Linked DNA regions of Mus musculus: region 1 is linked to region 2. Evidence: chromatin loops called from intact Hi-C (ENCODE). Cell type or tissue: left cerebral cortex. All regions are shown on one strand. Each heading gives the region's core, and the rest is flanking DNA. Links, peaks and the distances in the headings are about the cores only. Region 1 overlaps Fam50a (family with sequence similarity 50, member A). Region 2 holds the start of Gm44504 (predicted readthrough transcript (NMD candidate), 44504).

The links. A loop is a pair of places that touch in the nucleus more often than their neighbours do. Peaks named below come from ENCODE experiments on the same cell type or tissue, not always from the same donor. Only the 100,000 strongest peaks of a DNase experiment are listed, where the experiment ranks them.
Region 1: it touches region 2 in a loop (7-fold over the local background); 7 of 42 quality-filtered maps call a loop at or near these places.

What each region holds. Positions count from the first base shown.
Region 1 is chrX:74,319,892-74,325,265 of GRCm38, forward strand. Fam50a (family with sequence similarity 50, member A) reads left to right here. Exons shown (of 13, transcript NM_138607.3): 13 at 69-258. The coding sequence ends at 77. It overlaps Gm39520 (a long non-coding RNA gene), which reads right to left. Exons shown (of 4, transcript XR_878127.3): 3 at 4,609-4,750. Among named protein-coding and RNA genes, the nearest start is that of Mir7092, 5.2 kb to the left of the region's middle. In left cerebral cortex, for the core only: no CTCF peak of the experiment used is centred there; no DNase peak of the experiment used is centred there.
Region 2 is chrX:74,370,753-74,376,126 of GRCm38, forward strand. It overlaps Gm44504 (predicted readthrough transcript (NMD candidate), 44504), which reads right to left and starts at 2,597. Exons shown (of 6, transcript NR_103489.1): 1 at 2,439-2,597; 2 at 1,862-1,930; 3 at 99-259. It overlaps Slc10a3 (solute carrier family 10 (sodium/bile acid cotransporter family), member 3), which reads right to left and starts at 2,597. Exons shown (of 3, transcript NM_145406.2): 1 at 2,439-2,597; 2 at 1,862-1,930; 3 at 1-259. The coding sequence starts at 120. In left cerebral cortex, for the core only: a CTCF peak has its summit at 2,664; a DNase peak (open chromatin) is centred at 2,629; H3K4me3 peaks cover 905 bases; H3K27ac peaks cover 402 bases.

The DNA of each region.
Region 1 (5,374 bases), core at 165-5,164, 51 kb before region 2:
CCTATCCTGCTTATTTTATTTCTTGGCTTTCATTCCTTGTCCTATGTGTCCCCTTTTCCTCACACCAGATCCGGTGAGCATCCAAAAGTGGACATGACCTTGGCTCTCCCCAGCGTGCCTCCATGTCTCCAGGGCTCAGGTGACCATGCCAGAGCCCTCTGTGAGGATGGTAGTTGCTATTCCTTGACCTGATGTTATCATTACTGATTTTCCCTTTTACAATAAAAAAGTCCACATGTTGGAGCTGGAGTGCCTGCATTATAAGAACCTGCGCTTTATTTTATAGCATATTTGTGTTGGAGGGAGGCATGTAAAAACAAGAAGACAACCCTGGTTGTTATTCTGTTGTCCAACTTTTTTGTTATTTGATACAGGATCTTTCACTGGCCTGGAACTTGTCAAGTACACTAGGCTGGCAGGTTGGTGAGCCCCATAGAGCCACTTGTCTCTACCTCTCCAGTGTTGAAATTACACATGTATACTGTCAATGTTGGGCTTTAAAAATATGAATTCTGTGGCTAGGGAGATGGCTTAGTGGTTAAGAGCACTGACTATTCTTCCTGAGGTCCTGAGTTCAATTTTCAGCAACCACATGGTGGCTCACAACCATCTGTAATGGTATCCAATGCCCTCTTCTGGTGTGTCTGAAGACAACTACAGTGTTCTTACTCACTAATTAATTAATTAATAATAAATAGTTATTTAAAAATATGGGTTCTGGGGATTAAAGTCATAATCTCATGTTTGTAAGGCAAACATCTTTATCAACTGAGCTATCTCCTCAGCTGTAAAACACTTGGAATAAAATTTATAGAATATTTTGGTCATTTTTACCAGATGTATGGTGCACACCTATAATCCTAACACTTGGGAGGCAGAAGCAGGAAGATCATGAGTTTGAGATTAACCTGGGATGCACAGCAAGTTCCATGCCAGCCTGAACTGTGGAATAAGATCCTATGTCAACCTCTTCCACAGACCACACGAAAGGATTCTTCATTTCACCCATTCATTTTATTTTATTTTTTGAGACAGGTTCTTTTGGCATAGCCATAGCTGTCCTAGAACTTACTCTGTAAACCAGGCTGGCCTCAAACTCAGATATACCTGCCTTTGCTTTCCAAGTGCTGGGATTAAAGGCGTGTACCACCACTGCCTGGCTATTCTGTTCTTTAAAATGAGGACAAATCCTCAGGCTTGCCCAGGGCTCTGGAATGGAAAGGGAATACTTATTTAAGCCTCTTTCCATGTCCTTGTGTCATCTTGTGTTTCCTAAATGCATTTCCCATGGGGTCTTGGCCAAGCAACCTCTCCCAGCTTCTCCCCAGTCCCAGCACTCACAGCTGCTATGGGGCCTTGAAGTCACTGTTTACTTGCCATATCTGTCTACCCTGCTCAGCTGCATGGGCACTGCTACAGCTTCAGGGGCAGAATCCAGCTAGGGGTGGGCAGTGCACCTCAGCTTCTAGTACCAGTGGCCCTGACATCTCAATGGCCAGTTCTCAGTTCCTCTTGGGTAAGTGGAGACAGGCTGACCTGCTTGGAAAGTATGGAATGTCAACTGACATTCCCTTCCTTGTTGAGGCCAGGTGCTTGTTTGTGCCATGAAGAGCACCTTGTTTCCCTGCAAGTATGAATATCTGATGGTACTATGTAGTGAGCTTTGCTCTGATTGGAGGAGGCCTGGCTACTAGCTATGAGCTCTTATGTCCTTGACCCTGTACCTGTGGTAGAGATGTCTAATATCACTTGGAGGAGAGCAGAAGGTAGAGTAGAGTAGGTCAGGGTACCTTAGGGGGAACATTGAAGAAGGTAGCTAGACCTAATATATATGCTGGTGGGAGCCCTGGATGGGAATCTTCTAGTCCTCTGTGGTGCCAACTCCAATCTGTCTTTTAAGAAACCATCAGAAAAGAAGGCACTCTGGAGGGAGACTCCCTTCTCTGCTATCTCATCCATGTATTAGTGCTTCAAGTCCCTTCTTTAGCCCCTGAGTTCCCTGAACTCTACATTCATATAGATCTGAGGCCCAAAGGACTCTGAGCCTAGGTAGGTCACACCTAGATAGGAGCTACCTCTAGTCCTGCATCTTCTAGAAAAGGAAATCCTTAAAAGTTCGATCCTGAGTTTTCATGGAGGAGACTATTTCCTGGAAACAACTTCAAGTGCCTGGGAATTCCTTAAGGTCAAGATTAAAAGGATAAGAGTTTGTAAGGAAAAAAGGCTACTTTCAGGCTGGAGAGATGGCTCAGAGGTTGAGAGTGCTGATTGCTCTTCCAGAGGTCCTGAGTTCAATTCCCAGCAACCACATGGTGGCTCAGAGCCATCTGTAATGGGATCTGGCACTCTCTTCTGGGGTACAGGCATATATGCAGGCAGAACACTGTATACAATAAATCTTTTTTAAAAGGCTACTTTTTTGTTTGTTTTGGTTTTGGAGACAGTTTTTTTTTTAAGACTTAATTATTTATGTATAGGAGTACACTGTCTCTGTCTACAGACACACCAGAAGAGGGCATCAGATCCCATTACAGATGGTTGTGAGCCGCCATGTGGTTGCTGGGAATTGAACTCAGGACACCTGGAAGAACAGAGCAGTCAGTGTTCCTAACCACTAAACCATCTCTCCAGCCCCAAGACCGAATCTTTATGTAACTGTGGCTATCATGGGACTTACTCTGTAGACCAGGCTGGCCTCACTCACAAAGAGCCACCTGTCTCTGCCTCCTGAGTGCTGAGATTAAATGAGACACATCAACATGCCTGGCTAGAGAGGTCACATTCTTGTGGCCAATGAAGACATAGAATGGTGTTCCATGGTGGAACACAAGATCCCTTTGTCTGAAATGTTGGGCTGTATTAGTTACATTTCTTGTTGCAGTAAAACACCTGACAGAAGCTACTTACGGAAGGGGGGCTGGAGAGATGGTAGAGATAGCTCAACAGTTAGTATTAGCTGCTCTTCCAAAGGATTGGGGTTTTATTCCCATTACTCACATGGCAGCTCACAACTGTCTGTAGCTATAGTTCCAGAGGATCAGACAGCCTTACATAGACATATATATATGCAGGCAAAAAAACCAATGCACATTTTTTTAAAGGAAAGAAGGAAGGGTTTATTTTGGCTCACAGTTTGATGGTGCAGTCCATCATGGCAAAGAAAGCATGGTGGCAGGAGCTTGAGGTGGTCACATTGCATCCACAGCCAGGAAGCAGGGAAAGGTGAAAGCTGGTACTCAGCTTAGTTCATTCATTCATTTATGCATTCCAGGACTCTAGCCCATGGCATGATAGAAGAACCCACAAAGAGGGTTCTCCTATCTCACTCGATCTTGTGAGTCTAGAATCTAGACAAGTTGACAACACTAACCATCAGAGAGGCCAAGCTGGAAGAGTACAACTAGAGGGGCTAGTTCCTCAGATTCCTGTGCTGTGTGGCCACTGGGGTTTAACTGTCTCTGTATGAAGCTAATTCTTGGAGACTAGTACTGGCCTGAGGAGGGTTAATTAGGTGTGACACAGTCTCAGAGGTAGAGATCAGAAGAGAACATAGAGCTGCAGAAAGAAGTAGAGGAGCTATGTTCTAGAAATTCATGAGTTCACCAAGGAACAGGTGTAGGTGTAGAGTGTGTACAGAGGTAGTACAGTGAGAAGGGAGGCTATTGGTCTGCTTGCTTAGGTTTCATTCCTGTTTCTTTCATTTTATATTTCTTTTGCAGTGCTGGAGGTACACTGAGAGTACTCTGCCACTAAGTAACACTCTCATCCCTTATTTCCTATCACTTGTGTGCAACAAAGAAATGAAAAATGAAGCAAAATGATGGATCTTTTCTGGCCAAAGGGCATCACTAACATGTAGCATGATATGAGGTAGGAAGGTGTGGACAGGAGAATTACGAGTTTGAGGCTAGCATGGGCTGCAAAGCACTACTATACACGAAAGGAGTCAGGGGTTAGGGGAGAGAGGAAGAAAGGTCTGGAAAGTGGGATGATATTTAAATGACAAGAAGCCATCAAGTAGACTTAGTGGTGTACACAGAATCCCAGAACTAGGGAGCTAGAGGCAGGAGAATCAGAACTTTAAGGTCACCCTTAATTACATGGTAAGCTTGAGGCTAACCTGAGCTACAAGAGAGCATGTCTCAAAACAACGAAATCCACAATCATGTAGGAGACATTTCTAGGTGTGTCTTTAAGTGTGTTTTCAGAGAGGTTTAACTGAGGAGGAAACACCTGCCATGAATATGGGCAGCACCATTCCTTGGGCTAAGGTTCCAAATTGAATAAAAAATTTTAAAAAGAAAAAAAGGAAGAAACGAAAGAAAGAAAGAAAAGAAAGAAAGAAAAAGAAAGGAAATGAAGAAAGGAAGGAAGAAAGGAAGGAAGGAAGGAAGGAAGGAAGGAAGGAAGGAAGGAAGGAAAGGAAAGGAGAAAGTGAGTTGCCATCACTCTCTGCTTCAGTATGATTAGATACCTTATCACCAGGTCTTTTTGCAAACTGTGAGCCAAAATAAACTCTTCTTTCTTTAAGTTTTTTTTCCTTTAGGTATTATGCCATAGTAGTGAGAAGAGTAACTAATACAATGCTCTTATCCCCCTCATATTTACCTTGAATGGTCAGCTGGAAGCCAGCATGGATGGCAGATAGCAAGATACCTCATTCATTCCCAGCAGCAGGGTTCTGGCCCAGTCTTGTTACCACATGATCACATTGGATGTGATCTACCCATTGATTCTCCATTCTGTCTCTCTATGCAAAGATAACAGCGTATAAATATGCATCCTGCCTCATACTTTTGTATACAAAGTGTAGATTGCCTACACACTCCTCTCCCTGGTCCCGTGTGTCATTTGATACCTGTCTTTTCATATCACACATGCATAGCCTTGTTATTTGTTATGCCATATAGAGAATATTGGAGATATCAACAGTTTCCTCCCAAGGTTTGTTCTGTTTTGCAACCCCAACAGCAGTATGAGAGCACCAGATCCCCTGAGCTTTGACTGCAGAGTGCCAGGCTTTGTACCTATTAGCTAAGCTCACATGGAAGACACAGAGACAGTGTCTCTCAAGTGTGATGCTTTGAAAAACTTACTGATTCTTTGTGAGTCTTACATCATGTACTCCACTCCCACTCATCTCCCTGTCCTCTTGTATCCACCCTCTGCCCTTACAATGTCCCCCTCAAAAGAAAAAAAAGAGAGAGAATAAAACAAAGCTTAGAAAATATCTCATCATGGAAGCTCTGGTGTGTCACAGTGTGCCCCACAGTATAACCTTTTGTTTACACATCTTCACTTGTAAAGTTCATTGCAATGAGTCATTAGTCTAGTTCAAGGTCTCTAGCTTCTGTCACACCATCAATATTAGATA
Region 2 (5,374 bases), core at 105-5,104:
CCATGGTAGGCTGATGAACAGCAGGGCAGTTCCAAGCATGCCTACAAAACCTGTACAACCACCCTGTCCTCCCAGGCCAGGCAACTGCTGGGAGCTACCTCTGCTTTTCTTGACCACCATGGCACTTCACAAAGGATAGTTTTTTCAGGCCTCTTGTGTCTTAGGGAGACACCCTTGCTTGTGCTGTTGGAATGTCCTGAGAAGGGTCCATGGGAAGGTCCTGGTCCTATATTTTCTTCCTTGATAGCAGGATTTTTTCCTGAAAAGAAAAGGGGTAAAGAAAGTGGTTAATGAAGAGGAGAAATTGCAAGCTTAGGAGCATGGGGCTCTCAGACCTTTACCTCTAGTTTTGAAATAATGCTGGCCCTTGAATGTCATTCAGCCATCTCCTCTTTCAGCACAGCTGCCTCAAGCTTCTCAGCCCTCAAGAGGGGAATCCCCACTCAGGCTGCCAAATTACATGGACTTTCTTACTATGGTAACCTCATAGAGAAGTTCTAATACTGAGGGTTTTAGGAGAGTGATCTCTAATCCTGTCACCACTAGGCCATCCCACTCTCATTTCAAGATGCAAAGATACCACCATGGGAATGAACTAAATTGCTACCTGGAGGGGGTAAATATGGTGGCTCACTCCTGTCATCCCAGTATTTGGGAGGTGGAGCCAAGAGAATCAGGTGACTAAGATTATCCTTCAGTTATATAGCCAGTTCCAGGGCAGCCTGGGAGACTTGATAGTTCATTTCCAAACAAAGCAAATCAAATAAATGGCTTCCTGGGGGGGGGGGGGGAGAGACAAAAAGACTGGCCAGATGAGAACAAAGGGTGCTGATTGGGCCAGATCCAGGTCTTTAAAGAATAGAATAAGGGTGTCTAAGTGCCATTTGCCAGCTACAAAGTTTTAACAAAGTGATATGTGCAGTAAGTGAGTTCCAGAACCAAAGGCTGCTACTGACAAGCTGTGGCTACATGTCTTGTTTCATTTGCCCTATAGTTATGAGATGGAAGTCCTGTGAGACACACACCCCTGCTTCTCAGGGAAGCTATAGTGGGACTTCAGTAGGAATACAGTGAGGATACAATAGGTATCCACTGAGCAACCTTGTCTTTTTGTTTTTGTTTTGAGACAGGGTTTCTCTGTATAGCCCTGGCTGTCCTGGAACTCACTTTGTAGACCAGGCTGGCCTCGAACTCAGAAATCCGCCTGCCTCTGCCTCCTGAGTGCTGGGATTAAAGGCGTGCGCCACCACGCCTGGCCATGAGCAAGCAAACTTCTCTTGTCAGAGCTCCCTGGTCTCAGAATTTGAGCTCTTATATCTGTTGCTACATCTGAGAGTCTCTGCTTAGAGTCTTCTCAATGTATTACCCTATCAGAGTCTTTTTGTTTGAGACAGGGTCTTGTGTGTGTAGTCCTGTTGGCCTGCAATTCACATGTAAACTAGGCTGGCCTTAAATTCTCAGAGATCTTCCTGCCTCTATGTCTTATGTGCTGTAATTAAAGGTGTAGGCTACCACATTCAGTCCTGTTGTTGTTGCTGCTGCTGCTGGTGAGACAGGTCTTCACTGTGTAGTCTTAGCTAACCTGGAATTCACCATGAAGACCAGGCTGGAACTCAGATCCACCTGCCCCCCAAGTGCTGGGATAAAGGTGTGCACGACCTACCAGAGTTTTAAACTTACAGTGAACCTCAGTATTTCTAAGGGTAGAGTAACATGGGGCGAAAGGAGAGGTCTGCCTCCTTCCCTTTCTCAACTGGATAGTCAACACCTTTGTATTATCATCTGCTAGAACTGGGGCAACTTGATGGCAGTGGATATAGCAGGTTTTACATTATGCTGATTTTGAGTATGGGTCACTTACCCTGGGGGCCCTGGTCCAGCCTTGAATCTCGCTGATGAAGAGGGAGGCAGGAAAACCAGAGTAAGGTAACTAGTCAAGTAGAGAGAAAAGATGTAGGCATCAGAGTAGTGTGAGCCAGTTAAGGGAAAGACTAAGGACCATCCACCCATAACCCCATCCTACCAGCAGGACTAGTGGACCATAGTAGATCACTGCAAGAGGGATTTGGTCCCTATCCTACACTTCTGCTGATAGTGGAGCTGAAAGAGTTAGAGTAAACACACTCCAAGGCTGAGTGAGGAAGCAATACCATCCGGAAGTTTTTTTTTGTTTTTTGTTTTTGTTTTTTCACAGCAGCAAAGTATAGGGGCTGAAGAATAACTGGCAATGATGACCAGGTCTCCTCCGCACCTGACAGTTCAGGGTCTGTCAGGTGGCTAGAGAAGTTAGGAAGGGCTTACAACCCCCACGGGCAGTCTTGGGTTCTGAAGAGCCTCCACGTCACAACCGCACCCGCAAGACCTTTCGCTGGGTCTGGCCAGAGCTGGTGACCACGGACTGCGGACGGAGCCACAAGTCACCTCCCATCCTCACCTACCTGGTCGAAATCTCTCACTTGCTTCCGCGGCCACAGAGCTCCTCACAAGTAGTGGCCCGGGCCGGCAAACGCCGGCAAGTGAGGCCCGTCCTGCCCGGGCCTCGTCCCGCCCCCACAGGCTCCGCCCCACCAAGGTTCCATCCGCGTGCTAGGACTCCGCCCTCTCACAAAAGCACTCGCCCCTGGCGGGCTTGTGTCAGGTTCCCAACGGATGTGACGTTTCTGGAAGCGACGAGCTGGCCCTACCACGTGAGACCTGACTGCCTAAGTCACTGGTATTGGCATGTGGGGCAATAAGTACATTCTTGTGTGGTTACCTCCTCAGATAAAAGTGGGTGATGGGAAGATGATGTCAGAGGACATTAAACTGATACTAAATTAAAGGTCATGTGGTGATTGAAGTGATGGCTCAGTGAGTGTTTACTACCTTTTCAGGACTCTGGTTCAACTTCACATTATCTACTTAGCAGCTTGCAGCCGCCTGTAACTACAGTTCAGGAGCTTTGATACCCTCTTCTTGCCTCTGCCCATACTGGATGCATATGGTGCACATACAAACATACAGCCAAACATATGCATGTCATTTTTTAAAAGGTGACTTGTATCCAGGTAGTTCTGTTATTGCCGTATCTGCTTCTCTCTCCCCCCCCCCCTTTCTTTTTCTTTTTCCTTTTTTTCCGAGACAGTTTTTCTCTGAATATCCCTGGCTGTCCTGGAACTCACTCAGTAGACCAGGGTGGCCTCGAATTCAGAAATCCACCTGCCTCTGCCTCTCAAGTGCTGGGATTAAAGGCATGGACCACCACTGGCCAGCTTGCTTCTCTTTTTTGAGGTGTACAAAATAAACTTGTTTATCTTATTGTTTTGATCTCTTTCTTTCTTCCTTTTCCTTTTTTTTTTTTTCGAGACAGGGTTTCTCTGTGTAGCCCTGGCTGTCCTGGAACTCACTTTGTAGACCAGGCTGGCCTCGAACTCAGAAATCTGCCTGCCTCTGCCTCCTGAGTGCTGGGATTAAAGGCGTGTGCCACCACGCCGGGCTCTTTCTTTCTTTTTAATGAGCCTTGGAGACAGAAGCAGGCAAATTGCTGAGGTCAAGACTAGGTAGGTCTACTGAGAGAGTTCCAGGCCAGCTGTCCAGGGCCACACAGAGAAATTCTGTCTTTAAAAATCTATAATGAGGCTTCTGCGATGGCTCAGTTGATAAAAGCACTTGAGGCCTCTCAACACTACATGTTCAATGGAGGGAAAGAACTGACTCCTAGAAGTTGTCCTCTGACCTACATGAGTACTCATACACAAACTATAAATACACATTTTTTTTTGGTTTGGTTTTTTTGAGACAGGGTTTCTCTGTGTAGTCCTGGCTGTCGCAGAACTCACTCTGTAGACCAGGCTCGAACTCAGAAATCCACCTGCCTCTGCCTCCCAAGTGCTAGGATTAAAGGTGCGTGCCACCACTGCCAGGCTCATACACAATTTTTAAAAAAGGGTCGTTGTTCCCAAAGTTACTGGGGAAACTAGAATAAATGAGTATTGCTTTAAAATGAACCTTTTCTCAGCTATGCTAGCACTTCAAAGGCTGAGACAGGAGAATTGGATTTTTTTTTTCTCCCTGAGACAGGGTTTCTCTAAGTAGCCCTGGTTGTCCTGGAACTCACTCTGCTGACTAGGCTGGCCTCGAACTCAGAGATCTGCCTGATTTGCTTCTGAGTGCTGAGATTAACATGGTGCACCATCACCTGGCAGGAGGATTGGCTATTTAAGGCCAGTTTAGCTGGGCGTGGTGGTGCACGCCTTTAATCCCAGCACTTGGGAGGCAGAGGCAGGCGGATTTCTGAGTTTGAGGCCAGCCTGGTCTACAGAGTGAGTTCCAGGACAGCCAGGGTTACACAGAGAAACCCTGTCTCGAAAAACCAAAGAGAGAGAGAGAGAGAGAGAGAGAGAGAGAGAGAGAGAAGAGAGAAGAGAGAAGAGAGAAGAGAGAGAGAGAAGAGAGAAGAGAGAAGAGAGAAGAGAGAAGAGAGAGAGAGAGAAGAGAGAAGAGAGAGAGAGAGAGAGAGAAGAGAGAAGAGAGAAGAGAGAAGAGAGAAGAGAGAAGAGAGAAGAGAGAAGAGAGAGAGGAGAGAGAGAGAGGAGTTTTAGGATTTTTTTCCCTCCATATCCCCAACCACCCAAAATTGGCTTCTCTCACACCAGTAGCAGAGGTTCATTTCTATGGGGATCAAACCCAGGTCTGTTTTTGTTGTTGTTGTTTTTTGTTGTTGTTGTTGTTGTTTTGGTTTTTGGTTTTTCGAGACAGGGTTTTTCTGTGTATCTCTGGCTGTCCTGGAACTCACTCTGTAGACCAGGCTGGCCTTGAACTCAGAAATCCGCCTGCCTCTGCCTCCCGAGTGCTGGGATTAAAGGCATGTACCACCATGCCCGGCCAAACCCGGGTCTTAATGCAAACTTGACAACACTCTATGACTGAAATATACCACAAGCTCCAAGAGGTTCTTTAGCTTTATGTATTTTTTATTTTTCTAAAAAGATACTTATTTTTATATTATGTATGCATGTATGTGTCTGAGTAATATCTCTTTTTACCTTACAAGTAAATAACAATAATTTTTATGTTACATATATTTGATGTTACATATATTTGTTTTTTAAAAATACATTTATGGGCTGGAGAGATGGCTCAGAGTGTAAGAGCACTGACTGCTCTTCCAAAGGTCCTGAGTTCAAATGCCAGCAACCACATGGTGGCTCACAACCATCTGAATGAGACATGACACCCTCTTCTGGTGTGTCTAAAGACAGCTGCAGTGTACTTACATATAATAATAAATAAATCTTTTAAAAATACATTTATCAGCTGGGCGGTGGTGGTGCATGCCTTTAATCCCAGCACTTGGAACACAGAGGCAGGCAGATTTCTGAGTTTGAGGCCAGCC